Regions from separate parts of the Mus musculus genome. Here regions 2 and 3 are each linked to region 1. A link is a loop called in an ENCODE intact Hi-C map of the cell type or tissue named here. Cell type or tissue: heart. All regions are shown on one strand.

What was found. Hi-C counts contacts between places; a loop is a spot of excess contacts. Peaks named below come from ENCODE experiments on the same cell type or tissue, not always from the same donor. Only the 100,000 strongest peaks of a DNase experiment are listed, where the experiment ranks them.
Region 2: a loop joins it to region 1, with 4 times the contacts of the local background. A loop is called at or near these places in 15 of 42 quality-filtered maps.
Region 3: it touches region 1 in a loop (2.0-fold over the local background); 3 of 42 quality-filtered maps call a loop at or near these places.

What each region holds. Positions count from the first base shown.
Region 1 is chr11:120,107,733-120,115,732 of GRCm38, reverse strand. It overlaps Slc38a10 (solute carrier family 38, member 10), which reads left to right. Exons shown (of 17, transcript NM_024249.5): 12 at 4,728-4,895; 13 at 5,197-5,667; 14 at 6,197-6,301; 15 at 7,243-7,266. Among named protein-coding and RNA genes, the nearest start is that of Ndufaf8, 13 kb to the right of the region's middle. In heart, a CTCF peak has its summit at 4,521 (motif pointing left); DNase peaks (open chromatin) are centred at 3,387, 4,502 and 7,732; H3K4me3 peaks cover 316 bases; H3K27ac peaks cover 1,378 bases.
Region 2 is chr11:120,201,606-120,209,605 of GRCm38, reverse strand. No RefSeq gene overlaps it. Among named protein-coding and RNA genes, the nearest start is that of 2810410L24Rik, 16 kb to the right of the region's middle. In heart, CTCF peaks have their summits at 562 (motif pointing right) and 3,291; a DNase peak (open chromatin) is centred at 2,735; H3K4me3 peaks cover 629 bases; H3K27ac peaks cover 2,517 bases.
Region 3 is chr11:120,258,415-120,266,414 of GRCm38, reverse strand. It overlaps Bahcc1 (BAH domain and coiled-coil containing 1), which reads right to left. Exons shown (of 28, transcript NM_001347621.2): 3 at 7,164-7,343. Among named protein-coding and RNA genes, the nearest start is that of Gm11772, 24 kb to the right of the region's middle. In heart, CTCF peaks have their summits at 2,118, 2,317 and 3,594 (motif pointing right); DNase peaks (open chromatin) are centred at 3,764, 4,244, 4,784, 6,434 and 5 weaker places; H3K4me3 peaks cover 785 bases; H3K27ac peaks cover 4,527 bases.

The DNA.
Region 1 (8,000 bases):
AAGATGCTCTCATCTGTCTTCCTGGATTGGCAAAGGCAGAGAAGAGTCCTCCTGTCCCAGCTCCCAGGAATCAAGAGGGGTCAAGAAGTCAAGGTCACTGGGGACCCCAATGGATAGCTGGGGTTCCCAGAGACTGAAGACAAATGATGAGAAGCCACAGAGGACCATGTGTAGTGTGGCTGTAGAGCTGGTAATCTGGACTGGGAAGAGGTTTGCTTGAGGAAGGAGGTGCACATTGCATGCCCTCCCTAGCAGATGGAAAAGTCTGATGCCACTGCCCGTGCCACCAGCAGAGAACAGGAGTTGACGTGGGAACGGCAACATGGAAAGGGAGAGATGCATGGTGGTGACGGAGGCATTCTGATAAACTAGGAGCTGAGCATGCTCCCTTGCTGTGGGTAGTGAGGACATCATGGCACTGGGTACTGTTGAGGTCACCCTAGCGGAACCTGGTGCAGTTGTGTCTCATTGGGCTGATAACTAGTTTCTCCTCAGTCCATACCCAGGCCCCTATGGCTGTCCTGTGCAGCTTCTGGTCATAGCCAGCAGCTGTGTCCCATCTCTATAGAATGTACAGGCAGCCTGCTCACCTGTGCCCTCTGAGGCAACATCTGGTTTCCATTTCTTCATGAGGCTGTAACAACACACATGGCTCCTCTCAGAACCACATGCCGTCTGTTTTTAGCTAATTCTGTTTTCTAGCCGCCCAGCCTCCTGCTTAATTGAGGTCTTGCCTGGTTTGGGCAGGTCTGGGACTAAGAGCCTTCTCTGACTGCCCTGTCAGCTGCACCATCGGGTGCGAGAGCCTTGTTTATTGATCTCTTTGATGGTGTGGGGTCCCAGTAGGAATCTGCTTGTTCTAGTGAGAGCCCAGCACGTGCTGTGACTGCACTGTACTCTCACATGGTACACGTGACTGCGCTGTGACTGCACTGCACTCTCACGTGGCACACATGACTGTGCTGTGACTGCACTGCACTGCACTCTCACGTGGTACACGTGACTGTGCTGTGACTGCACTGCACTCTCACGTGGTACATGTGACTGCTGTGATTGCACTGCACTCTCACGTGGTACACGTGACTGCTGTGACTGCACTGCACTCTCACGTGGTACACGTGACTGCTGTGACTGCACTGCACTCTCACGTGGCACACGTGACTGCTGTGACTGCACTGCACTCTCACGTGGCACACGTGACTGTGCTGTGACTGCACTGCACTCTCACGTGGTACACGTGACTGTGCTATGACTGCACTGCACTCTCACGTGGTACATGTGACTGTGCTGTGACTGCACTGTACTCTCACGTGGTACATGTGACTATCGAGTGCAGCCAAAGCCCCATGCTTGGCCTCGTGAGCCTTTGGTAAGCCTGGCCGAGTCCCTGTGAATGCTCAAGAAGACAGTTATCCATTTAAAAAGCCTAGTTAGGCTCTTTATCTCTGTGCCTGATGGTGCCCTAGATGGTCTTGGGGACAGTTTGGACTTTGTAGAGTTCTGGCTCCTCCTCGGAACACTTTTGTGCTGTTGCTTCCTTTTCTCCTCTTGCCCACCCACCTTGTGCACCCTGGGACAGGACAGCTCAAGCCATTCCCCAGGCCTCCTGCTTCTGCAGCATGTGGGACAGCACCGGTTAGTTAGTGGGAAGTAGAAGTTAGGGGGCTATGCCACGTGGCCATGGGGTGCCGTGGGTGCCAGGTACAGGTGACCTTGGGTCCCTGTCAGGCACATGACTGTATCCCAGAGTCTTCGAATAGACCTTTCCTCTGTCTTCTTGTCATCGCTCTTCTCTGGGACCTTCCATGGTTTCTGCTGCCACCTGCCTTGGCCACTTGTGGAGGTTGCAGAGGTCCCAGAGCCTTAGATAGTGTCAAGATTCATCCAGGATAGACCCTGCTGCTATATGTTCCTCCCTCCTTGGCTGACCTCCTGTCACCTCTCTTCTGTGCCTCATGAGGTTTTAAAAGCACTTTACATCATGTGCTCCTTTGTCCTACTATTTTCACGTTCAGTTTTTCTGCCAAACTATCTAGGAGATGCAGTGGGCTCGTTTCACAGCCTTCCCTGGGGTGGTGGTCTTCATGGGACCTGCTGGATCAGAAGGGTTCCCCTTGGGTAGCTGCTGACCTATGTCAGACCTGTGTGTGCTGTGGCTGAGGTGCTGCTCAAGGGGCGAGGTGCTAGCTTTCCCTTGCACCTGCTTCATGTGTAGGAAGAACCAAGAGTGAAGGGCTCAGAAGGCTTCCTTGCTGATGCTAACACTACAATGTCAGCCCTGGTCATTAGCTTAGCCCCCCAGCTCGCAGGAGCTTATTGTCTGAGCCATAATTGGACAGATGAGCTATGGAGCCATCCAGCTAAGCCCAAAAGATTGGGTTGTAAGTCAGACCTCAGCAGGTAACACTTTCCTCACTGAAGCCTGGAGAACAAAGCAGAAACTGGTTATTAGGATAGCTCCCTAGAACAGGGGCTGGCTTCCTCAGGAGCCTGGGTTGCTGAGCTCTTGAGAGGTGCAATGGTTCTTGCACCAGCAGGACCTCATCCAGAGGGAGAAGGCTTTTAGCATCTCTAGGTTGGATGCTAGCATGCAGGGGTGAGCATGAACGCAGGAGGCCAGTGACCAGCAGACCTCCACTGGGATGTGGGACCTGCTGTCCAGCTCCTCAGAGGCAGAAGCAGCCTCAAGTCTGGTAGACGGGTGGAGTGGTAGAGCTTGTCTCCGAGAGGGCCAGGGGAGGAGGGAGGAGAGAAGAAAGGAGAACACTTACAGCCTGTAGCAAGCCCTGTTCCACAAGCAAGACCTCCTGAGGCGGGCCTTTGGGCCCTCTCCACACTGGATAAAGAAGGAAAGGATATTCGCAGTGGAATTGCTGTCTGGGAGGCAGGACTCCTGTCTGTCCCTTAGGGAAGCACTGTAGCAGGTGAGCGTGTGGCTTGTCACCTCATTGGTCCATCTGTGCATGGGAGGACAAAACATGGGTCTTTGCTGGCTCCAGTTACTGTCAGCAAGCCTGATGACTACAGGGGATGGCCAGCAGAGTGTGTGAGGAGTCCTACTCATTGAGCATTGCCATCCCTCCTTGGGGCCATACCAGGCCAAGCCTTCACTTCTTGGTTGTCAGTTGGCCAGTAAGGCAGGTGAACCTCACCACCACACTGTTTTCTGTTTCCACCCTGTGATTGCCTTGAAATTGGAAACAAATGGGAGGGGCTGTGCAGGGTGAGAGCTGCCAGCTCTGGAAGTTTATGTTTGGTTGTGGCTGAGGGCATTGTCAACATGCATTCCTGATGAAAGGTCTGTTTCTGTCTTGGAGAGCCCATGTCCAGTGCTGGCCAGCAGCCATGAATTCCTGGAGCTCACTGCTGGTAGTAGGGCCTAGAAAACCTTCACAGGCTCACAGCTTCTGCCTGACAGGCTACTTCCTATCTTAGAACACAGACAGGCTTGGCAATCCTGAGAGGCCTCTCAGAAGAGCATCAGGGCAACCCCATACCTGCGTGGTCACTGAGCCAAATGCTTAGCTGCCATGCGGAGCCTGCCCCAGGGCTCCAGACAGTGAACAGCAGGCCGCCGCCTCACCTGAACATGAGTGGGACACCACTCAGAGTAGACTGGCCTTTGCTGTTGTTTTAAAAGGTTTTTCTTCTTAGCTGGGTGATGGTGGTGCACGCCTTTAATCCCAGCAGAGGCAGAGGCAGGTGGATCTTTGAGCTCCTGGACAGCCATTAAAAACAAAACAAAACAAAAACCCCAAACAAACAAACAAACCTTAACTTTTTTTCTCGTATGTGTGTGTTTGTATACCATGTGTATGCCTGCTGCCTGAAAAGCTTAGAAGATGCATCAGACCAACGAGAAGTGGAGTTAGGGATGGTCTGAACCCCGGTGTGGGTACTAGGGACCACACCAGGCCCTTTGCACAAGCAGTCAGTGCTCAGAACCACATGGCCGTCTTCACATTCTGTTTTCTAAGGTGGTTTTTCATCTGCATAGCTCTTCAGATCCTCTTATGATTGCCCAGCACTTGAACATGGTTTTTTTGTTTTTTTGAGATAGGATTTCACGTAGCCCAGGCTAGCCTGAAACTAGCCCGGGGATGACCTAGAATCTATAAGGTTCCCACATCCCCCTCCAAAGCATATGATGATGCCATACCTAGTTTATGTTATGCTGGTACTGAGCCCTGGCCAGGGCCTGTGTGTGCTACCAGCCCAGCTAGGTCCCAAGCTCTCAAAAGCAGTCTTTTCAGTGAAGCTAGTTTTCTCCAATTCTGGAGCCACAATACTCTGCTGTGGTTTCTGATGGAACATGGACCCCTATGCATTTGTGGGCATGTGGACAACTTTGCCAGCCTCTCCTTTCGTCTCACCTTGTGTGAGTTTCCCCCACCAACAGCAAGAGGTTGACAGGCCCACCCAACCATATCCTTAAAAGTCCTTCAGTTTAGGTCTCAGGGCAAGCAGTTGGTCCCTGCTGGAAGACCCTAGGGACATTGCCTGGCTGTGTGCTCACGCTGCCACCTGGTGGTTGTGGACAAGTATTACACAGCATGTCATCTGACTACAGGTATAAATTGAATTTTGATGTTTTTTTTATCATGAATGAAAAGGAAGGATTCTGTGCCATTTAGCTGATAATCATGATTAAACAGGAAGAAACCTCCATTCTGCCATTTGGCCCAGCCTGTACTGGTTTCTGGTGGCTCACTATGCTTTGCTTGCAGTCCAGGATCCCGTTGTAGTTGTTGCTGAGGATAGCCAAGAGAAGCTAAAGCCAGCAGAGGACAAAGAGGTACTGGAGCAGGCCCAGATCAAGGGTCCTGTAGATGTGCCTGGCGGGGAAGCTCCCAAGGAGAAGCAGGAAGCCGCACAGCTGGATCGCCCCGGCCAAGGTGAGTGCTAAATAAACGGCCCCAACCAGCTGCCTTGACAGAGAAAGGCTTAAGCAACCCTGTGAAGGGCTCGCATGTCTAACTTAGCCTAGACCTGTGCTCCACCTTCCCCTTGGTCAAGACAGCTGCCCTCTACTGTTCCTCTTGTGACATTACCATTCTAGTGTCCTGGCAGTCCTCAGATAGCTGTAGAGGACCTGAGGTCATGGTCATGGTCATGTCACACTTGAGAGCCAGAGGACCGTTCTAATTCCTAGGAACTTCAGCCTCATCTCCTCCACCTGTCCTTATGCCCTTCCAGGTATTGCTGTCCCTATGGGTGAGGCCCATCGCCATGAGCCTCCCATCCCTCATGATAAAGTGGTGGTGGATGAAGGCCAGGACCAAGAAGGGCCAGAGGAGAAAAAGCCACCTCCCAGGCTCCCAGATGAAGGAGACCCTGCAGGCAGGGGTCAAGGGGCACCACCTCTGCCTGAGTCAGAGAAGGAGAAGCAGGAACCTGAGAGAGGAGGGGAAGGAAAGAGACCCGGGCAAGTCCTGGCAGTAGGAGAAACTGAACATCCTCAGAAGGTTCCAGAAGCAAATGGCCAGCCACCTGTGCAGCCCAGGAAGGAAGATTCCAGGCCAGGAAATAGGGATCCGCAGCCAGCTGCCCAGGCCAGGGACTCTGTGGAGCTGAAGGCTCTGGCAGCAGATGACGGCAGGGAGCCTGCACAGAAGGCTGGAGGCGCCCTGTGGAAGCCCGTGGAGAGTGCTGCTGAGAGCGATGCTGGTGAGTGTCAGTCGCCAAGGGGAGCTCCCTTGGTGGGTGCAGCAGAAATGGGCTAGTCCTTCTCAGTCCCCAGCCCTCCCATTCCACATGATTAGCATGTGAATGTCACGGCCCCTTCAGCAGCTTGTGGAGTGAAGAAGAGCCTGGGAGCTTGACAGCTTCCATAATATCTGTCACACAGTTGTTGCCAGACCACTAAATGTCAGGTGCCAGGCTGTTCTGGGGGTGCACACGGGGGACAGTGCAGGAACGCTTGACAGGTAACACACTGTTAAGTACCCGTCTAAGAGCTGGTTAGGACGGCGCTCGCATTTTAATTGGCTCAGGTAGTCACCATTGGCTCACAGCCATCAGCTGAGATTGTTAAATATTTCTTTATTACTTCCCTGGTAATCATTAGGTTGGATATAAACTGTGCTGGAGGGGGGGGGGGCTAGCTATAGAGTCATTTTAGGAAACATCTGCCAGCCCCTCACCCCACGCCCAACTCTGACTTTCCAACAAAGCAGCTGAGTCTCCCTGTGTGCAGGTGGGAAGGCGGGCCTCCCTGTGCAAAGGCCGGAGGCTGCAGAGCAGAGGGAGAAGAAGGAGGCTGAGCAACAGGGTGGAGACCAGGCGGGGAGCAAGCTGGAAGGTGAGGCTGGCCCTTTGGGAGGAGCCCCAGAATGAGCTGGAGTGGGGTGGGTGCTCCTGGGTCCCTCCTGCCTCCACAGTTTCTGCTGCTTGGTTTTTATGCTAAGGAAACACCTCCAGTGACCCCTCCCTATTTCTCACCTCTCTAGGGTTGTTTTTAATCTCCCCTTTTGTGCCCCTAAAAGAGGTGTCAAATGGTCACATGGCTTTTAACTACTATTTTGATTTCATCTTTAAGCAGGTTAATATTTTCTCTACTCTTGCTTAAAGGCTGGGAGGGAGGCCTTGGTACACAGGTTTGAAGACTCATTTGAAGGCTGTGCCTGAGATGGACCTGTGCTCAGGTCGGGCTGGGGTGGTGTTGGTGGCCAGCAGCATGCCCCGTGTCCCCCAGCACTTGAAGTTTGCCACGGCTGATGTGCCCTGAGTTCCTCTAAAGTTTCGTGTCCGTTTTGGCTTTATGGTCTCCCTGTGATGTTTCTTGTGCAGGGGCTGCAGTGCTAGCCCGCCCAGGAGCCCTCTAGTGACCACCTGCCTAGTTGGTTTTGGTGAACCCTCAGCTGAAGTCTGACCTGGGCCTGCCTAGGGTACTCGTGCCCCGAAGTGGGTTTGAAAAGACTGAGGCTTTGCTTCTCATTCAGCCCTGAAGGCCAGGCCTGAGCAGCTGCTCAGCCACTGCTCCTGGCTGACAGTGCAGACCTGGAAGGTAGAACCCAGAGCTTTCTTCTGCTTGGTTGGAGCTCACAACTTATTTGTGGAACTTTCCCACACTTGTTATTTTTGTCTCTGGTTTTAGTCTGACTAAATTTGTTGGTTCCAGTTTCTGTAATCTGTCACCTAAACATGTTTGATTCTTTGATTGTTTTTTTCTTTCTGAAGAAGAGACTTTTCATGGTTTCCTATTGTGCCTCTCTTCCATATGCCTCTCAATGGGACGGACAGCTGAAATTAAAAAGCTAGTAGCAGGTACGGCTCAGGACTGTGATGTAAAGAAGCATGTGTGTGGAGGCCCTGGCAGTGTGGGGACGACCTTGGTGGCACATGCAGCCCCTGAGAGCCCTGCATGAAGACGGCTCAGTCCCAAGGAGTGGCACCCCTCCAGACACAGCATAGCCCCCCAGCTCCCTCTTCCTTCTCAGCCCCTGTGGCCTTGTCCTTAGAGAACAGCCTAATGGTGTCTCTAAGCAACTGAAACCTGAGCTAGAGACAGGGTTGGGGCTGCATGTACCTGCTGCTGTTTGTGTGGCCTGTGTCTCGTGTGAGGGCTTCCATCCTGGCCAGACACCCACTCCTGGTAGGTTCTGGCTTGGGAAAGAAAGCCAGTCGCCACGATGTTTCCCATTTGCCCTCCGGGCTTCCAGCTGGACACACCACCTTTTTTCCCTCTCCCAGAGCAAGCTCGTGGCTCGTCCGCTGAGGCATGCAGGAGGCGTGGGGCCTGCTCTTTCAGAACCTTGCTCTTGGCAGGTCGGGCAGTGCCAGCAGTATGTGTGACTTTGTGTATCTTTATGTAACTGACAGTCACATGGCTGTGCAGTCAGTGAGCACATGTGAAGGGAGAAGAAAGGAGCCCTATGTTAGAAGTTCTTTCCTTCTCAAGCCTCTGTCTGGACCTTAGGCACTGGCAAGAGGACCAGCCGAGTTTCTTGAAGTCAGCTCTTTTCTTCATGGTGGGCCCCAACATCCTCTCCATGGTCCAA
Region 2 (8,000 bases), 94 kb before region 1:
TGGGCAACTGAACTGGAACGGGAAGTTAGTGTAGAAACTGGGGCCTTTCAAGTTATGACAAATTCACCAAACACACGAACCCATGAACAGGGAGAGTGGCGTGGCCTCTGTCAGAGAGCTGAGTCTGCTTCAGCCCAGCGGACAAAGCCCCTTCTAGCCTTTCTTTGAGGCCAGGGCCCAGACCCGTTCCCTGTAGAGGCAGTTCGGGTTTAGTAAGACTCTAGCAGAGAGACTCTAGTGTAGGTCTCCTGCAGACACTGGTGAGTCTTTTAGTGTCAACACTTTTTGCTATTCTTTTCGGACTCCAGATGCTAGAATAGGCTTGAAGCTGCTAAAAACCCCATCAGGAACCCGGCTGGTCCCTGACAGGAGAGTAAATTCTGGAACCCCCCAAGCTCTCCTGGTGTGGCAATACCTAGGGACTTGTGTTTGTGTGGGAAAAATGGACCTGAACTGGTTATAAGGACCCAAGCTCACTCGACTGCTATTGTCTTTTTTTTTTTTAACATTTTATTTCTTTAATGTCTGAGTGCTCTGCTGCATATACATCCACCTGCCAGAAGAGGGCAGCAGATCCCCCCTTATAGATGGTTGTGAGCCACCATGTGGTTGCTGGGAATTGAACTCAGGACCTCTGGAAGAGCAGTCAGTGCTCTTATCCACTGAGCCATCTCTCCAGCCCGACTGCTCTTGTCTTAAGTTGTATGGGAAGGAAGGTTTTATGATTGTCTGAGACCTAGGTGTCATGATAGCAGGAGAATCTCGAGTTTAGGTCCAGCCTGGGCTACACAATAAGGCAGTATCTCAAAATAAATAACTAATAAAATGGGCTAATGGGGCTGGTGAGATGGCTCAGTGGGTAAGAGCACCCGACTGCTCTTCCGAAGGTCCAGAGTTCAAATCCCAGCAACCACATGGTGGCTCACAACCATCCACAACAAGATCTGACTCCCTCGTCTGGAGTGTCTGAAGACAGCTACAGTGTACTTACATATAATAAATAAATAAATCTTTAAAAATAAAATAAAATAAAATAAAATAAAATAAAATAAAATGGGCTAATAACTACTAAAGTTGGAACCACAGCCTCCCAATAGGGGGATACGTACAGGAGATTGATTGAGGTAGGGCCTCTGCTCAGACCTCCTCTTGTCAGTAAGAATCTGAGCCTAAAAGGTCCTCCTCTTGCTTGAACCACTGACCGTTCCTGGTCTAGCACAGCTTTGAAGGGAGGCTTCAGCTGACCCCTGAGGATCTACATGAGTAGGAGAAGGTCTAACTCCAGTGCTCTCCAGCCAACTGAAGCTGTCCCTCCACAGCTGGACAGCTCTCCAAAAGGACTGAAGAAGAAATGTGATGAACAGAAGTAACCTGCTGCTATGGAGAAGCACCGAGTCCCTAAAGAGGGCTCCTACCTCTCTAGCTGGAGTAGGCCGGAGTTTTACCTTCTGAAAAGCCCCTGCTGCAGCTGCTCCCATTGCTCTTTAGGTAATGGCCTTGGTCTCTAGATTGAACCTGGATCCAAGCCCAGATGTCCCGAGAGACAGTTGCAGGCCTTGGGGGCTCATCATAAACATGGGTCCTGACTACTTTAGATTCTCTCTCTCTCTCTGGGCTACATAGTTCTAGAACAAGAAGTTTGGTGAGACATGAGCACACACACACAGACAGAAAGAGAGACAGACAGAGAGGCAGAGAGGCAGACAGAGACAGAGAGATAGAGACATACACACACAGAGAAGCAGACAGACAGACAGACACAGAGATAGACAGACAGAGAGACAGAGATAGACAGAAAAGACAGAGATGAAAAAGACAGACACAGATGGAGAAAGAGAGACAGAGACGTACACAGAGAGGCAGACAGACAGACACACAGATAGATAGAGAGACAGAGACAGACAGAGAGAAAAGACAGAGATGAAAGAGACAGACAGAGACGGAGAGTCAAAGACAGAGATGAGACAGACAGAGAGAAATAGCCAGAGATTGATTCTGAGACTGACATGGTGCCCCCAGTACCTGTGTCTTTGGGAACAGGGTCCTCAGGCTATAACCCAAGGTTAAGGTAGAGGAACTGTGGACCACTGAGCTGAGCAACAGAATTGACGCCAGAACCATGGTCCAGACTCGGTGACAGATCTCCATAAGGTGACAGAAATTTGCAGGAAGAGATGAGTGGCCTGAGGAAAACTGCACACCTGCACGTCAAGGGCACCAAGGATCCTCACTAGCACCCGGACGGACGCTGGACGGAGCACAGGATGCCTCCTCTCTCTGCTCTTCCCAGGAAGCCTTTCCTGTATATACCGCATTCTCAACTTTCCAGCTTCAAGACCCTGGTGAAAATAAATGTCTGGTGTTTAACCCCTGGGGTTGTGGTCATTTGGGACCCAAGAAGGTGACATCATGCCTCCTCCTCTCATGGAATCCAAGAACCAGGGAATGGGTGCTTGCTGACATGAGGAGACAGGAGGCCATGGAGACTTATGCGAACTGTGCCCAATGCCCCTTCGAGAGGGAGTGTGGATCCTGAAAGGGGCTCAGTGTTGGACTGCAGCTGTGGCACTGGCGTGAACTTGGGTTTCTTATTATAGACAGATCTAGAAATAGACATGGGAGAGTGTATGTCTAGGTCTGGCCCCAGAGGCAGCAAAGTCCCAGCAAACAGTGAGCAGACCCAGCTGGGAAAGAAAAACGCCTTCTCGATCCGGAGCTAAGTGGAGTCAGGGGCTCTGGGAGGAGCCAAGGGCAGGATGGCTGGACATAGAATATGCAGGATGAGCTTAAATGTTCCTTGAGTCAGAGAGCCAGGAAGTGCTCAAGGGACAATGGAGCCACAGGGAAAGGGCAGGAACTGGCCGGAAGGGCTTCCCTTTGGCCAGACCTGGGACAATCTGAACAACACAATATAGTAATGGATTGCTATCTTTATTTACTATGTAAATAATTTATGATAAAAATAAATGATTGAATACGTGAATGGGGGGAGGAGAAAGCTGACTCCCAAATGTAGAAAGAATAATGGGACTAGAGAGCTTCCATTTGGCAACTAGCATATTAATAATTGATTCAGGGAGTCAACAGCGGATGCTCCAGCTCCTGGCGAAAGGTCGGAGGAAGCAGGCTATTTACTTAGCCTTGACTATCTGCTCTCAAAGCACTTGCTAATTATTACTTAGTAATTAGTAAGTTCAAAATACTAATTAATTAACTGCACCATGGAGGAACCTGGCAGACATCACCTTCAGCCAAGTGGCAAATATTTGCATCACCAGAGAGGGACGAACAGACACCCTGGGCCTGCTGACACGCTGTGGCAGAGGCATGCAACATCACTTCCAAGAGAGAAGTGGGACCTGATGCAACAAAGAGACAGACAGTCTGAACTCAGGGGTATTTTACATCATCGGCCTGAACTCTTCAGAAACACAGAAGAATTCAAAAGCAAATCTACCAAGCTGGGCATAACGGCACATGCCTGTAATTCTGGCACTCAGGAATTAAGACCTGGAGGATCCGAAGTTTAGTCTCAGCTGCATAATGAGGTTGAGGCTAGCCTGGCTACATGAGACCCATCTTTTAAAAGGGAAAGGTGATTGCCCTGGGTTTCAGGGTTACAGGACATGCTCTGCCACTGGGCTACAGCCTCAGCCCAAGGATAACTCAGATTGTTTTAGGTGAGATGTTAAGAAGTGACCTAAGACACCTTGGCTGCCTTGTCAAGTGACAGCCACCTCCAGAGTTCCAGCTGCAGGCCTCTGTGATTACAGAAGAGAATGATAACCCTGGAGGACTTGTGGGCTGCTGTGAGGCCTGGTGAGAGCTCCTTGCTTCTGGCCTTTGTGTACACATCTGCTGGACACTCTTTGCACGGTCCATCTTCCTCCCTGAATTCCAAGCAGTTGATCCAACTCTCAGATCAAACCATGGAACAAAATCTTCACAGGACCAAGTCTTTCAGGAAGACTTGTTCTAAGATGAAAGATATCACATGACAATGGTCTTGTAAGACCAGGCTGTTCTTATTTGTTTGTTTGGTTGGTTGGTTTGGTTTTATTTATTTACTTTATTTTCCTTTTGAGACAGGGTCTCTTTGTGTAGTACTGGCTGTCTTAGAACTCACTCTATAGATCAGGCTGGTTTCCAATTCAGAGATCTGCCTGCCTCTGACTCTTGAGTTCTAGGATTAAAAGTGTGCATCACAGCGGGGCATGGTGACGCATGCCTTTAATCCCAGCACTTGGGAGGCAGAGGCAGGCGGATTTTTGAGTTCGAGGCCAGACTGGTCTACAAAGTGAGTTCTAGGACAGCCAGGCTACACAGAGAAACCCTGTCTCAAAAAACCAAAAAAAAAAAAAAGTGTCCATCACCACTGCCTGGCGAGGCTGTGTTCTTGACCCACAAGAGCATTAGTGGGTCACTGGTGAAGCAGGAGCAGGAGCAGGAGCAGGAGCAGGAGCAGGAGCAGGAGCAGGAGCAGAAGCAGAAGCAGGAGCAGCAGCAGGAGCAGGAGCAGGAGCAGCAGCAGGAGGAGCAGCAGCAGCAGCAGCAGCAGGAGCAGCAGCAGGAGCAGGAGCAGGAGCAGCAGCAGCAGGAGCAGCAGCAGCAGCAGGAGCAGCAGCAGGAGCAGGAGCAGGAGCAGCAGCAGGAGCAGGAGCAGGAGCAGGAGCAGCAGCAGGAGCAGGAGCAGGAGCAGCAGCAGCAGGAGCAGCAGCAGCAGCAGGAGCAGCAGCAGGAGGAGCAGCAGCAGCAGCAGCAGCAGGAGCAGCAGCAGGAGCAGGAGCAGGAGCAGCAGCAGCAGGAGCAGCAGCAGCAGCAGGAGCAGCAGCAGGAGCAGGAGCAGGAGCAGGAGCAGCAGCAGGAGCAGGAGCAGGAGCAGGAGCAGCAGCAGCAGCAGGAGCAGGAGCAGGAGCAGGAGCAGCAGCAGGAGCAGCAGCAGGAGCAGGAGCAGCAGCAGCAGCAGCAGGAGGAGCAGCAGCAGGAGCAGCAGCAGGAGCATCAGCAGGAGCAGCAGCAGGAGCAGGAGCAGGAGCAGGAGCAGGAGCAGGAGCAGGAGCAGGAGCAGCAGCAGGAGCAGGAGCAGCAGCAGGAGCAGGAGCAGGAGCAGGAGCAGCAGCAGGAGCAGGGCCTGCTGGTTCTCAGCTGCATCACTGTTCCAGTCTGGGTGGCTGTGCTAGCTCAGTGTGGAGCTGGCCAAGAGACGGCGGGCATCTGTGTGCAACAAACTCCCAAACGGTTCAAAAATAGAATAAGAAGTGTGGAAAGCGGTTGACACTTTAGGAATCAGGGTGAAAAGAACGTGGGTGGGTTTTTTGCACTAGTCTAACAACTTTTCTATAAGTTGGAAATTATTCAGAAGTAAAAGGGTTTTTTTTGTTGTTTTTTGTTTTTTTTGTTTTTTGTTTTTTTAAATCAAAAAAGAAAAACAAGGAGAATCTTGAAATCTGGGGCATAGGTCTGTAATCCCGATTACTCCATAAGGCCAAGGCAGGAGCATTACCAGCATCAGGCTGTGTTGACTTCTTAGTGAGATCCTGCCTCAAGACAAAAAAAATGAAAACAGGCCTGGAGTTGTGATGGTTAGAGCCCTCAGTGCTACAGCTTCTAGAATCACCCAGGCTCACCCGTGAGGGACATCTTAACTGGGTTAACGGAGGCAGAATGACCCACCTTAGAGAAGGTGGGTGTCATTCCCTGGACTCCTGCACTGGGCTGCATTTGAATGAGGAAATGAGCTGGGTGGTGGTGACACATGCCATTAATCCTGGCCCTCGGGAAGCAGGTACAGTTGGACTCTCCCCACCCCCACCTCCACCCCTCCCCTGGCCTTTCCCACCATGGTGGACTGAACTCTTGAACTATGCACCAAAATCAACAACTCCTTTTCCTTAATTTTCTCTGTCATGCATTTTGTCCCAAACATGAACAAACTAGAAGACAATTGGAGGGCTGGTGAGATGGCTCAGAGGTTAAGAGCACTGACTGCTCTTCCAGAGGTCCTGAGTTCAAATCCCAGCAACCACCTGGTGGCTCACAACCATCTGTAATGCATACAATTCCCTCTTCTGGTGTGTCTGAAGGCAGCTACACTGTAGTCATATACATAAAATGAATAATTATATCTTAAAACATCTCTTTAAAAAGAAGAAAGACAAGGAGGAGGAAGAGGAAGAGGAGGAGGAGGAGGAGGAGATGACCACTGGGGATGTGATTCAGTGGTGAAATGGTTGGGAAGCTCCTCATTCTCTACCCAGAGCTACAGAACCTGTTTGTCTATTTACCTATCTACCATCTATCTATCCATATACCCATCTACTATCTATCTACCTATCTACCATCTATCTATCCATATACCCATCTACTATCTATCTACCTATCTACCATCTATCTATCCATATACCCATCTACTATCTATCTACCTATCTATCATCTATCTAGCTATATACCCATCTACTATCTATCTATCATCTATCTATCCATATACCCGCCTACTACCTACCTACCTACCTACCTACCTATCTATCCATATACCCACCTACTATCTATCTACCTACCTATCTATCTATCTATCTATCTATCCATATACCCATCTACTATCTACCTTTCTATCTATCTATCTATCCATATACCCATCCACTATCTGTCTATCTTTCTACCTATCTATCTACCCATCTACTATCTATCTACCCATCTACTATCTATCTACCTACCTACCTACCTACCTATCTATCTACCCATCTATCTATCTATCATCTATTTGTCTGTCTACCCATCTATCTACCAATCTATCTACCTACCTGTCATCTATCATCTATCTATCTACCTATCTTACCTATTATCTATCAATCTACCTATTATCTATCTACTTATCATTTATCTATTTATCTACCATCTATCTATCATCCATTTATCACCTATCTATCTCTATATCATTTATCTATCTACCATCTATCTATCTTCTATCTATCTATCTATCTATCTATCTATCTATCTATCTATCTATCTATCTATCATTAAAGAATAGGGCTGGGAAGATGGCTCTGCAGTTAAGAGCACTTTTTGCTCTTCATGAAGCTGAGGATTCAGTTCTCAACACCATGTCTAGTGGCTCACACTGGCTCTAACTACAACTACAGGGGAATTTCTCCTCTCCTGGCATCTGTGGGCACTGTACACCTGCAGCATACAATTAGACATATATAGATACACATAAATAAGATAAAAATAAATCTTAAAGATAATCAGCTTTTCAAGGTCAGAGAAGCTCTTGTCTCAAAAAAAAAAAAAAAACCAACTAAACTAAACAAAAAAAAAAAACCCTCAATTATTAAAAAAAAAAGTAGAAAATGGTCAAAAATATGTGAAAGGCTATTCCCTCAGAGGTGATACAGATGGCGAATGAACACATGTAGAGACTACGGCTCTTTCTTTGTCAGGGAAATGCAAATTAAAACCATCGGAAGATATCAGCATCTCCCCATCAGAATGGCCACAAAAGCATACGCTGGTGAGGATGTGGAGAAACAGACGTAGTCATTCACTGATGGAGAGCATAGAACAGCACGACTCTGGGAAACAGTTTAGAGGTTCCCTCAGAAACAAACATACTATGAAATAACTACCAACTGCATTCCTGGGAGTTTATCCCAGAGACAAAGATTCGTGCTCACACAACATCCTGGAGGGAAATGCACACAGCAGGCAATGGAGAGATGGCCCAGTGGTCAGAGCCTTCACTGCTCTTCCCGAGGACAGCATCCCAGCATCCACCAGGCAGTTTACAACTGCCCTTACTCCTGGGACTAGCGTGTACTACACTGTATTTACACATATACAACAGTTTTGCCATTTTGTTTTGCTTTGTGTTTTTTTGAGGAAATAGCATCTCTGTTATGTAACCCTGGCTTTCCTGGAACTCTGTATGTAGATCAGGCTGTCTGGCGCTCACAGACCTTGGCCAAACTCTTCCTCCTGTGTGCTGGGATTAAAGACATGCG
Region 3 (8,000 bases), 150 kb before region 1:
AAGGAAATCCTTTAGTCTCCTCAACTACAATAAGCAGAGGGGAGGAGGATGCCATGATCCCCAGGGAGGAACCCATGGCAAGAAGTGCTGCTATTTGATAAAGGGCACTTGAGCTCAGTGTCACAGTGGGGTCATGGACAGGCTCACAGCCCAACTTCACTCAGGGCATCTTTACTTTGTTTCCCTCATTCTTTTACCACAGAATGCCTGTCTGTCCCTCACTTCCAGAAGCTGGTCCGTCTGGATGCTGAAGAAGGGGAGCCTCTGTGGCATGGGACCAGGCAGCTCTGGACCACCCATCCCTGGCACTCAGCTCAGGGAAAGGACTCAGAGCTCGTAAGCAGTTTACAACAGACACGCACAAGTCAGGATCAGAGACCACCTAGAACCCCTCAGATCCCACTGCCATGGGCAGACCCCTGACTAATGACACCGTGGGATAGTCCTTACTCCAGTGGCTCGTTGGCACCGCACTGGGAAGAGATCTTTCCATCTGCGTCACAAAGCAGGGGCCACGTGAAGACTCAGAGATTTCCGTGACACAGAAACCTGCCTGTATGGTGTGGCGCCATTGCCCAGATGGGAGCACACCCTCAGACCACACACAGGAGGACTTGGGGACAGTGCCCACTGCCAGGCCTGTTCCCCTCTTGCTGAAGAGCAAGCCGAGACTGAAAGAGCTACCCCCGTTGGCCTGGTGTGTGTGGACACATCTGCAGCAGATGTTAGCCAGATTAAACTCAGCTCCTGGAAGACTTGACAAAAGCCAAGAGGCCTGGGTGAGAGCAGCTGGGCAGGGGGTTGGGGCCTTGGGGGGGGGCTAGGTAAAGCACTGCAGCTGTCCCCCGTAATTGGCTGCTGTTAAATGTTTTACGGGCCTCTGGTTTTTTTTTTTTTTTTTTTTTTTTTTTTTGTAAACAGAAGTCTGTAAATTCCTCCTTCCCAGACATTTCCAGGCACAGACACCCCCTTCCCCCTTGCACCCCCTGATGAGGCCCGAGCCTCTCCCTGCTTTCTGGGGAGCAGTGGACACTTAGCTAACTGAATAAGGGTGCTTTGGGTGCCAAGGAAATGTTGGTGGCTGTCACTCCAGGGAATGGGGCTGAATCTACCAGCCAGTTCAATGCATGGAGGTTCTTCATGTCCCAGGCTTCAGATGGGGAACTGACTGAGAAAGAAGAACAGGAGAGGCAAGGAGCCCCAGGAAACACGGTGAGGAGAGGGGGGGTCCTCTTAGCCCAGCAACAGAAAGGCCCCTTTCTTTCTTTTTCCCAAGACTACTCCCCGAACTGAAGAGGAAAATAGAAACCGACTTTCGAATCAGAGCAGCTGCTCTGAGACCGGAAGCCAACGCAGGGGGAAGACCAAGTCTGGGCTGGGAGGGTCTAGGGAGGACCCTGGTGGGGTAGCCTGGGAATCAGGGAGATGACCCTGAGGCAGAGAGAGCCTCATGACTCACATGTCTGACCACCAGGTTGCTTTGCCCCTTCCCCGCTGGAAAGCCCAGACCCCAGGGCCTCCCTTTCCCTACAGCCTCTGTGGCTGCTCCAGAGATCACATGACGAATCTGTGGCCACCTGCTGCCTTGGGACTCCTGGCAGACTTGGGGAGGGAGTAGGTTTGGAAGTTGGGTTTAGGATGCTCCATTCTGTCCTACTGCTGCCACAACTACCAAAGCCCCTGTGATGGCCAACGTGAGGATTCCTGATCAATAGGCAGAAAAAGAAAAGATGGCTGGTAGCAAGGCCACCTAGAAACAACATTTAAAAGACAAGGCAGCAGGGTAGGCAGGTGAACAGGCACCTGGGTAGGGAAGCCATAAGGTAGGGCTCTCTTTGTCTACCCAGAAGGTCCTCAGATGGGCTACAAACCCCTACTTTCCTGGGACCTCAGGGGTGGGTCCTGCTCCTCAAGTGCCCTGTCTCATGTTTCCTGTTACTTAGGATGCTGCCACAGGAGGATGACACAGTGACTTGGTGCTAGCCCTCTCCCAGATGCCTGCCTGTCACTCACAGCCAGTGACTTCCACTGCACTTTACTCACTGGTGGACCAGGAGTGCTGCGCTACGAATCCCAAAGCCAGATTCTCATGCCGCTTAATTGACTAGTAATGTCTGCCCTGGGAGCAGACAGGATGTGGCCGCCAGTTCACAGGACACTTGCCATTTCTGCTTTAGTGACCGAAAGGAGTAACCTAGCAACAACCCAAGATCTCCCGGCCAAGTGCCCCTCCTCCTTCAGGGTCCCTTCACCCTATTTGGTCAGACTCCTAGCCATCCAGGCCAGGATTTCAAAGTGCAGCTAGCTCCCAGGATTGGCCACCCAAGTGGCTGGAGATTAGAATGGCACCCTTCAGGGTATGTCTCCTCCCTAAGGCTTGCAGAGTGCTGACCCACAACTGCTCAGGGAACAGGGCCCTGCAGTCTCCATACCCCCAGGCTGAGAGGAATACCTAAGTGCCCCGAGGAGCCAGGCTCCATGGGCAGGCTGCCCTGGATCCAAAGGGACAGCCTTCCACATCACAGGGAGGTAGGTGCCTGACCAGTAGGCAGGACAAGGGGGCTGGGGAACTCAACTGATGATGGGCAAACCATGACACAGGAGTATCCTGGATGTGGCCCCAGCACCTGCTGGCATTTAGGACAACAGCCCTGCCACCCACAGCTTCAGGGTGGTCCACTGTGCCGGGACTCCACTCATGGTCAGTGAGCAGGTGCGTCTGGCTGGCAACTGTTTTTGCCCAGGTTGGACTCAAGGAACCAGGAAGAACTTTGCCTGGTGACCATGGCCACTGGCCACCTCTGTACCCCCAATGTATATCTGAGGACAGGTGCAGAGAGAAGGAGCTATCTATAAAGCACTAGTCCTGGGCTGTTCTGTGTCCAGGCAGCTCTGATAACCAGTGTACTTAACAGGTGAAGAAACAGGCTCAGAGCCTTTGAGCACAGGAACTCAAGGCCAATGTAGCTCTTGGGGCTGTGACAAGCAGAGTGTGAAGCTCTGAGACCTTGTCATTGGTTCCTGCAGGTTGCAGTGAGGCTGGCTGGAGATATTCTAACAAGTAGGACTTCCTCATTTCCAGAGGCTCCTTGTGGATAAGGGTGCGGACAGAAAGGGGACACTTCACTCATAGAGACCGCAGGTGCACAGATGGCCCAGGCGGTTAGGTGTGTGTGCCCCTCCTGCAGAGGACTCAAGCTCTGTTCCCAGCATCTGTATCTGATGGCTCACAACTACCTGTCACCTAGCTCCAGGAGACCCAATGCCCTCTTCTGGGCTCCATGGGCACCTGTACCCACATAGAGAAACCCATTCGTACACATAATTAAAAATAAATCTTAAAAAAAAAAAAATTAAAAAAAAGGAGAGATTGCAGGGTGCAATGGCTCATTCCCACAGCGGCAACGAGGAGGCAGAGATCAAGGGATCATTGCAATTTAGAAACCAGATTCGTCTTCATAGCAAGTCCTGAGCCAGCCAGAGTTACATGGCAAGTCTGTTTCAAGAAAACTAAATGGAATAGAAAAAAGAATGGGAGCGACATCCAGGGTCTGAAGAAATAGCGTTAGGGTACGCGCAGCCACTAGGGGGCAGTACCAGGGGATGGAGTCTGATGGGCCACCCATGAGGGTGGATGTGGGATAGGACCTGTCTCCTGGATGGACATGTTCCAGCCCCTGCTTGCTTGCCCCTGTGGTAAGTTTTGGAGCCTCCTAAGGTACTGAGGGAGACAGGCAGCTGGAGAAACGAAGGAGTGTGTGGGGTCTGGAGGAGCAGGGTACACTTGGTGGTGGCTCCTGTCTCACTGGAATGCAGCCAGACATGGATGGAGAAGTGGCCACCAGGGTGGGTGTGGCTTTCACAGAAGCTGGCTAGGCAGGCAGCCAGTGCTGGCACGTGTACCCATGGCTCCCCCTCCAGGTGGCATAAGAGACCACGGACCAGCAGGGCTGAGTCAGCTCCAAGCTCCTGTATCCATCCCCAAGCCCCTAGCAACAGCATCTTCTTTCATTGCCCTGTGGGTGGTCCCAAGCAGGCAGGGGGGCGGATGGGGGGGGCCCTTACTGACAATAGGGCCAGCTGTGCCATGCCACACCCCAGCCCCGTCCACTCAGGCCAGGTTGGCATCTAGCCACTCACCTCTGCCCCAGGCTAGTTCTGCTGTCCACCCTACCCCAAAGCCCTGCTGTCCGTTTCTGGCAAGACACATCATCTTGGGTGAGCTAAGGGGCCAGAAGGCCTGGGGCTCAACAAGCAGATCCTGCTCTGGGCCAGATGTTCCAGGGCGGCTCCTCCAACACTAGGGTGCATCCCTTGAACCCCCAGCTGTTCCAGGCACACAGGAAGCCTGATCCCCCGCTCTACAGCTGCCTTACAGATGGTGAGGAGAGGGTGTTCTGGCTGCCTGAGAGTCCCCGTCAAAGAGTAGGAGAGCACCTACCGCTAACTCCCACATGAAGTTAGCCACTCCCTGTCAGCCCTCTCTGCCTGGCCTACCTGCCCTAGGCTCAAGCAGAAGGCAGCAGCAAGCAAGCTAAGCTGAGAGAGTCCCTGCCTCTCTCCATTCTAGAGGGGGTTTAAGGGAGCAGGAGAAGGCTAAAGCTGGGCCTCCTGGCCTATTGCCCAGGAAGCCCCCATGCTGATGGCCCCCATTCTTTGGCCCTGTCGCGTGCCCCCTGCCTGCCTTGCCCCCCACCCTCCTGTACACACATGGCCGAGAAACAGGCCCCAGCACGTGGAGCCAGCTGGCACCCCGTCAGACTAGCAGCCAGGCACGCTGCCAGGGCAGCCAGCCAGACTGCCACTCGCTCCTACCCCGCCCGCCCTGGCCTCTACCGCACAGAGCAGGCTGCACCATGTGGCCTGTCAGGGAGTAAGGCTGCAGACGTAGAAGACGGGGGAACCCCTGCGGGGAGGAGGGGGGACACCCTAGGGTTGGGAGGAGCTGATGGTGAAGAGGTAACCTGAGGCTCAGGCCTGAGAGGTATGCGCTGTCATATGACTCCAGACAGATGTGGACTTGCCGCCACTCTCGTGGGACTGGGAAGGTTGCAAGTGTGCACTTTCCACTTTGGGACCACTGCTTCTCCACATGCCTGTCTCCAGCCCCCAGTGGGCCCTGTGCTCTGCGGGGTGGAGCCCTGAACATCCTGCCTCTTGTCCTGCATGCACCCGGGATGGCCCTCCCCTACCTGACTCTGGGAACTTTGTCTTGCACCTGCCACAGTGGGTGCCCAGCAGCGGGCAAAGAGACTCCTGCTGCCCTTGGAGCTGGTCTCAGAGACAAAAGCTCTCTCCTTGTGACACAGCCAGGCCTCGAGTCAGGATGGGGGACAGAGCCGAGAACTCTCCGCAGCGCACTGCCTGGATACTGGCTTTCACCAGCCAAGTGGGCATCCTTGGGGCTTGGCCTTGGAAACAGGACCTGCAGAGGCTGGCCCTCAAGTGGGGTCTGAGGTTTGAGGGCGCTTAGGGTGGGTCATAAGCAATTTTACCAGACAACCGTTGACACAAGGGGAAGTAAATGGTTATGGGTGTCACCAGCAGGCCTCCACTCACCCTCTGGAAAGAGTGGCCCAATAGGGAACAGGACTGGACTCTAGGGCAGGTGGTGCCACCCACAAACTGCCCTTCTTGCTGGTGGTGTCTCCTGGGGTAGGATGGACAGGAAGCAGGCATGTGTGCCTACTGAGTAGGAGGTGGACAGACATTCCTGGGCACTGACGGGCCACTGCCGATTATGAGGACAGAAGTCAGGTCAGGTGGCCTGGGTATCCCAGTGCGCCTATGGTCCGTCCAGGGGATGCAGCTCTTCTTGAAAAGCCTCCATTGCCCGTTCTTCCTGCTTGGCCACCCTCATCCCTTCCTGCAAACATCCCGGGAGCCAGATGCTGTGACCAGCTAGGAGATGCCCAGCAGACACAAAAGGCTGGTCGGAGAATAGAGAGCAAGTGTTTCCTGCGGGGCCTGGGGCCACCCACAGCTGGCCAGGGAGTCTCTTACTAGGGCCCAGCTCTGCCGACCCAGTATCCACCCAGGACTCTGCTGAGAAGGCAGAGGTAGAAAGCATCACAGATGGGTCTGGGATGAAGACCCCACTCTGCTGGTTTGGTTCTCAAGACCCGGCTGGCCTACCCTCCACCCAGGAGAGAGCTGCTTCTTATCACCTGCCCAACATGTGTGCTCTGAGCAGAGCCCAAAGACCAGACTACTCGAACAACTGTCCCTCACTTGTCACCTGTCCTGTTTGGAAAACAGCCCCTTCTTGTTGCACAAAGAGAGGTTTCTCAGGCTTCCAGCAGTGCCGGGTGCTAATCTCTCAGCCTAGAACACGGGCGGGCTGTGCACCGTGTGTGGGTCCACTGCGCTCTGTAAACACGACGCCTGAGCGCAGCAGTCATTGAGTTACAGCAGTGCCTGGTGCCAGGAGCGAGAGCTCTATGTGCCCGCTGCCAACTGCAATTACCTCCCGCGTGCCAGCCAGGGAGGGGGGTTAACCCTTCCTGCACCAAGGGGGATGCACAGTCGAAGGAACACAAGTAATGACCAGGCCAGGGATGTTGGGGACCCAGGGCCACCTTCCAAGTTATAAGACCAAAGTGCAAAGCAGACCTCAGACGTCTGGACAAGGTGAGTTGTATTCTGGGAAAAGCCCGGGAGAGGCCTGGAGGTCCCAACAGGGCTCCAGAGACCACTGTTTCATGGTGTCTGAGGGCAACAGGTACCTCGGAGGTGCAGGAGTGCACCAAGTGCAAGCAAGGCTGGAGGCTGAGAAGGAGCTTCATCACAGGCAGGACTGCAGTTGGGGGCGGGAGCCACAGCGGTCTCTGCCTGCTGACAGCTCTCCTCTCCCTGTCTCCCCTTCCCAGCTGACACATCTGGAACCCATGCCTGCTTGAGTCTGAGGAGGTGGGGGCAGCCCATGGTGGAGGGCACAGCCCAGTCCGGCTGGCCCAGCTGCATTCCACATTTCTTTAGTTCCCTGGAGCCCTCCCTGCCCAACATCTGGAGCACACATCTGGCCAGGACCAGTGCCTACTGGGGCCATCCCATTTCCAACCAATTACCACCTCCCCTGAGAGCCTTCCTCAGCAGGGAGGCAACCCCCTGCCCCAGCACTCTTGACAAGGCCTGCCAGCAGGGAAGCCTGGGACCTGACTTACCTTCATGGGAGTGGGAGAACCAGATCTGAGAGGTGGCAGGGTGGGATCCTCGGTAGGCCGGCTCAGAGGGAGAGGATGTGGGGCCACTGGGGTGTGCCGACGCTGCTGAGCCCAGGCTGCTGGTGAGGAAGCTGCCCATAAAAGAGGAGGCTGGGGGGTTTCCCATCAGACGGCTGCTGGCTGTGGACAGAGGACCAGAGAGTGTGTGTGGGCACTCCATGATACAGCGTTAGAAACACAAGGCCATTCCTCAAAGCCCTCGTCCAGGGTGCCCCTCAGGTACCCTCGCTCCCACAAAGATCCAAATATGCAAAAAAACCATGGCAGGAAAGGCTGCCCACACAAGTGTCTGACAATCACACCCACTGTCCTGAGCCTCTTGAGGCTTTAGTGTCTTAGGAGTAGAACCCTGTTTCTTTAAAACCACCATCTGCACCACTACCAACCACACCACCACACTACCACTGACACACCATCACCACCCACAACCATATCACTACATCCATATTACAGCCACCACCGTCCATATCATCCCTCAACAACACCATCAAAACCTACACCACCAACATTCAACACCACCGCCGCCTACATCACCCCTCATATAGTGCTACCAGAGCCAGCCATATCACCACTGTCACTATCCACATAACTCGGCCACCATCATGTCCTCACTACCACTACCAACCAGATCACCACCAGCAACCAGACCACCACCAGCAACCAGATCACCACCAGCAGCCAGATCACTACTACCACGCATATCACCACTACCACTCACGTCACCACACCACCCCCCACATTACCACTACCACCCAGGTCATCACCACCCCAAACCAG